Linked DNA regions of Homo sapiens: region 2 is linked to region 1. The links are chromatin loops, found by intact Hi-C in ENCODE. Cell type or tissue: PC-3. All regions are shown on one strand. Links, peaks and the distances in the headings refer to the core of each region. The heading gives the core; the rest is flanking DNA. Region 1 overlaps NDUFAF2 (NADH:ubiquinone oxidoreductase complex assembly factor 2). Region 2 overlaps NDUFAF2 (NADH:ubiquinone oxidoreductase complex assembly factor 2).

What was found. Hi-C counts contacts between places; a loop is a spot of excess contacts. Peaks named below come from ENCODE experiments on the same cell type or tissue, not always from the same donor. Only the 100,000 strongest peaks of a DNase experiment are listed, where the experiment ranks them.
Region 2: a loop joins it to region 1, with 6 times the contacts of the local background. A loop is called at or near these places in 10 of 110 quality-filtered maps.

What each region holds. Positions count from the first base shown.
Region 1 is chr5:61,046,889-61,049,707 of GRCh38, reverse strand. All of the region lies in intron 1 of NDUFAF2 (NADH:ubiquinone oxidoreductase complex assembly factor 2), which reads right to left. Among named protein-coding and RNA genes, the nearest start is that of NDUFAF2, 100 kb to the right of the region's middle. In PC-3, for the core only: no CTCF peak of the experiment used is centred there; a DNase peak (open chromatin) is centred at 987; H3K27ac peaks cover 1,918 bases.
Region 2 is chr5:60,959,059-60,961,877 of GRCh38, reverse strand. The region is part of intron 1 of NDUFAF2 (NADH:ubiquinone oxidoreductase complex assembly factor 2); the gene reads right to left. Among named protein-coding and RNA genes, the nearest start is that of NDUFAF2, 15 kb to the right of the region's middle. In PC-3, for the core only: a CTCF peak has its summit at 1,060 (motif pointing right); no DNase peak of the experiment used is centred there.

The DNA of each region.
Region 1 (2,819 bases), core at 35-2,534:
ATGAGCCAGACACAAAAAAGACAAATACTATGTTTCTACTTACATGAGGTACTTAAAGTAGTTCAATTCATAAACACATAAAGCAGAATGGTGGGGGAGAAGAAGAATGAAGACTTGTTGTTTAACAGATACAGAGTTTTAGCTTTGCAAGATAAAAAGAGTTCTGGAGATTGGTTGAACAATAATGTGAATATATTTAATACCACTGAACTACAGCCTAAGAAATGATTAAGATAGTAAATTTTATGTTATGTGTATTTTACCACAACTAAATAAAAATTCACAAACTACAGATTTTGTAACCCTGTTCTGATAATTCTTCAAATTTCGGAGGGTAAAAATCCGTGTCTTATTCCTTATACGGCTTTTTTGGTCCTTTTTGAGATCCTAAATTATTTGGACTAAAAACTTTTACCTGTGATTTAAAAAGATATTTAATAAAGAAAACTCTTTGTACCAAGTAAGGCTGGGTTAATAAAAAATTACTACATACTCTAGGGACTTATTTATAACAGTTTTAATAAAAGGTTACATCAATATATTGACTCAAATAGTATATAATTACCAGCTGTTATCCACAAGGATATAATTGATCCTTAAAATTGCCAAACTAAAATTCTATATATATAAAAAGAACACAAAACTCTAATATAATATACTGAATTTTGGACATTATTATACATTGATTTTTAAAATATACCTTGGCCCCAACAGATGATGAAGATGCATGTTTACCTTGCATGTTTGTGTCAAAAACAACGAGACATAACCACGCAGCCTGAAAAAGTGCGCCCCATTGTGAATGTGGTTCTACCACCACTCCCCTCTCCAATCACCCATCTTAATCCACTTAGGTCAGAACCATGATGTTTGTATGGTCTCAAAGATGATATTTTCCACTGCCTGACTGCCTTCTAGCAACAAGATGAGTAACATCTAAGTCATAGAGAGGAATGGTGGTTCTTCACTCAAATGTCTTGAAGAAAAAAACCACAAAGGTTACAGGAAGAATTCTTATTTGGATGTTAGGATTAAGATCAACTTTGCTGAGACTGGGAAACAAGGTTATTGGCCCAGGTGTAATGGCTTGAAGAAAGCTGCCTGGGAGATAGCTTCTGACAACACTAACCTCTCAATGCAAATCATTACACACTTCCATTATCCCCAACCTTAGGCAAATTTACTTATTCAACAAGAATCTTAATTTCATAACTCTAATGTCTCATTCTTCACTTCCTATAAAAACAAAAACCATATATGCCTTTGAAATAGTTCCAGGCATCCTACCTGATTAAAGAGTGGCCTCATTTTAAACTCAATCTCCTTTTTAAAGTTTAATGTGAGTAGGCACTAACCCCAGGATAAAAAAATAATTTGCCAACTGAGTTAGTTAGCGAGAAATAATATGAATATTTATCTGTTTTTTCTTGATTTAAAATAGATAAACAAGCAAACATATCTCCTCAGTGAAAGCCATCCAAAGGTAATTTCAAAACTCTCCAAATTGTAAAGGGAAGAAACAGCCAAGGGAATGAATTTTCAAACTCAGTTCCAGTACACATTAGAACTTAAAAAAAGTATTAGATGCTGGGTGTTATTCAGGGACACACTTAAATTTGTGATATGAAAAAGAAATGAATTCATTTGTCAATAAGGCACTTGTGAGAGGGAAATGCGAAAAGAAACAAGTCTATCTTGATTTTTTTCACTTCATGTTTATTAAATTGCTTTGGAAGTAAACTTTCTTTGTTCTTTTATTCCATCTGCCATGAAGTAAGGACTATAAAATCATTGATAAATGGCTAGAAAGGCTTTCCTTTCACTGTAATGACAGTATATACCCTTGCATAAATGCCACTTTAACTCTAGGCACATACAGCATCACCAAAATACTCTAGTTTACTCTTTTTACTTTTCCTGACCTTAATATCTCAGTAGGAAACCTTACTGGAATGAAATATGATTCTGGAAATAGCTGGGTTGATTCTTTTTTTTTCACTTTTGGGCTCTGTGGCAGGTTATAATCCTACCAGATAAAGACAAGAGTCTCATCACAGTTTAAATAACATGAAACATCAGAAAGAAGATAATGGATGTTACAACACTGAGATCCAAGAGCAATGTGCATCTAGTGGGAACAGCCATGGCTGGTTCAGAAATTGCTGAGGTCAGCCCCTAACTCAAATGCCTCTCAAGTCTCTAGAAATGGCTAATATTTCCTGGGAATGCTTTGACACTAGCTAAGCTGACAGACAAATGCTGACAAACAAATCAACTTAAACTTTTTTTTTTTCTCTGCAAGGCAATTGGTTAGGTGCAGATATTGGAGCCAGACCACCTGGCTCTGAAACTTGTATTCTTTAGTGTTACTTAACTTCCCTGTGCCTCAGTTATCCTATATAAAAAGTAGGGATAATAAAATATGATCATAGGATGAAATTAGTTACTATATGTAAAGTGCCAAGAATAGTATCTGGAACTTAGTAAGCATTATATGTATTAGCTTTGTACTATCAGTTTGTATTAATACTCTCGGGATGGGAAAGTAGAAGAATCATCATAAGTCAGGTTTTGACCACAGAAAGTTAAAATCATGTTTAAGACCTAGCCATTGTGCTGCTGAAGGGGAGGGGTGAGCAAGAGTAAGTCCTGATGCTCTTGAAATTCGTATTAGCCCTAGCGCTCTGTAGAGCAGCCATACTTCTTCTGCCTAGAAAGCTGTAGTGATTTTAGGATCAAAGAAACTTTCAGAAAAGCTGGTAGAAAGATCAAAAGAGAAATAAATGTAGGTGGGTGGGGAACAAATATGATTTTGGGCA
Region 2 (2,819 bases), core at 51-2,550, 88 kb after region 1:
GCGATCCTGCTACCAAAGCTTCCTAAGTAGGACCACAGATACTGATTCATTCTTAATTCTAATAATTAGCTAAGGTTGCAATTACATAGTAAATTTTTTTTTTTTTTTTTTTGAGACAGAGTCTCCTTCTGTTGCCCAGGCTAGAGTGTGGTGGCACAATCTCGGCTCACTGCAACCTCTGCCTCCTGGGTTCAAGCGATTCTCCTGTCTCAGCCTCCTGAGTAGCTGGAATTACAGGCATTTGCCACCATGTCTGGCTAATTTTTTTTTTTTTTTTTTTTTTGAGACAGAGTCTTGCTCTGTCGCCCAGGCTGGAGTGCAGTGGCACAATCTCGGCTCACTGCAAGTTCCGCCTCCCGTGTTCACGCCATTCTCCTGCCTCAGCCTCCGGAGTAGCTGGGACTACAGGCACCCGCCACCATGCCCGGCTAATTTTTTGTATTTTTAGTAGAGACAGGGTTTCACTGTGTTAGCCAGGATGGTCTCGATCTCCTGACCTCGTGACCCACCCGCCTTGGCCTCCCAAAGTGCTGGGATTACAGGCGTGAGCCACCGTGCCCGGCCTAATTTTTGTATTTTTAATAGAGATAGGGTTTCACCATGTTGGCCTGGCTGATCTTGAACTCCTGACCTCAGGTGATGCACCCGCCTTGGCCTCCCAAAGTGCTAGGATTACAGGCGTGAACCACCATGCCTGACCAAGTTATACAGTAAATTTTGCTGAAGACTTTAAGTTTCATTTTTCAACATAAAGAGCAAATCGAACTTCATCCTCTCTCTCATTCACCACCACCACCACCACTACCACCACCATCATCCATCACCACTACCATCAACAATAATAATTTATTTTACAAGACTTCATCCTTGAACAGGTTGCTTTAGGTGGTCCCTTTTGAGCACTTTCTGTCCTCTTTGAAGGTAATGTATGCTTAATCGGAGTTATATTTTTAATAAATAAAACAGAAAATAATTTTCTGTCATTTATTCAGCTGAGGGGAAAAAAAGTGTAAACACAATCTCTAGCAAAGGATGCAATTTGTGAGTTGGACCACAAGATGGAGGCACCAGTCACCTAAACGGAAATAAAGATAAAAGCAAAAAAACAGCCTTTTAAGTGTAAAAATAACAAACCTAATTTTAAAAAAAATCAGGTACATTTCCAATTCATTTTATAAGAATGGAAATTTATTCAAACAATCAAACAGTGAAGTCTGACATATAGTTCTGAAGATACTATCTCTACCAAACCCAATTCAATTGAAAAATCTCAAAAGCAACCTTGTCAACTCACTTTTACAACTCTTGCAGAGTAAGTCACACTTACAAAGTCTTCAAACAGCAGCAGAAAGGAACTGCTGAACTGAGTAGTACTTTGAAAAGTGAGGGAGTATGAAAAGTAATAGTTTCATGTGATTTACACTGATGCAGAGAAACTGGGTTTTACACAAAAAGAATGCAAATTGAGTTTCATAGCTACGTGATATTGACAAATCAACACTAGACATATTATTTTCCCTCATTTATTATATTCTTCAACAAATACAGCGAGTCACAACAAATGCTAGGCATAGTGCCTATACACAGTATTTAAGAAATACTAATTCTCATTATTGTTATTATTGACACTACTATTCTTAATATAAAGCAATTACAAAACCCTCAAAACAAAAGGAGACAAATAACTCTTTTTCTCTTACATGAAATATTTTCAACCTCACTTAGAAACATAACCCAGCTTAGTCACTCATCCATTATTAGTTCCATTTCTGTTAAAATGTTTCATATTTCTATGGCAGGGAAAACTAGAATTCAAGATTAAGGTTCCTTAACTTCATAAGCATAAAGCATAAAGAACTGACAGGTACGACTGTGAACACATTTCATCCTCCTGTTTTTCTGTTTGAAAGTGTGACACAGATGTGGTACTATTTGTATAAGTAAGGGAGAAGGGTTTTTGTTTCCCCTCAACAAAATACAATTAAATATTTAAGTACATGAACACATATACACACGAACTAAGGGAATTCAGTAAGTATTTGAAATAGTCTCAGAAGAAAACATAAGACATGAAATTTCAAAATGAAGATCAGAAAATTAAAAATCCAACCTTCAAACAACTCTGAGACAACCTGTATAAAAACTTTTAAATTACTATTTTATAGTCAACAAAGTATTTTAAAGTAAGTTCAACTTTTTATAGATATCACTAAACCGAAGGCATGTTTTAGCTAAAATCAAAATATTTTAGGATATTCTATCAATCTGATGATGCCCATGGTGATGATTACATCATGTGACCTCTGGATCTCTGATAACTAAAGAAAGAATGTTACTTACTATTGAAAAAACTAAATGTTTGATTTAAAATTTTTTTATCCATTCTTCAAAATATAATTGCCACTTCTATCATTGTGCATTACTGATTAGGAATGATCCATATTATCATTTAAAAATCTTTATCTTAAAAGTTAGTTTATAAAACAGTAGTGCAGGGCTTATTTGGAAGAAAAAATACATCCAGTTATTTTAGAGAAATGATTACTCCTTCAAATCAATTCAAAAAAAATTTAACAGTGAATCTAAAATGTTTAAAACAATTCTGCCATCTACTGGAAAAATCTGAAATGTCTTCATAATTTCCCAAATGTTAAAGAGAAAATATCACATTGAAAAGAGCTATATATCATGATCTTCCAATAGCTACTAAAAACAAGAGACTTGACTTATAATTCTGACCATTTCATTTGTTTTGATCCTTAATAACTACTTAACTGCATACTAATTCATTATAATTTTTAGTATATTTTAAATCCTAA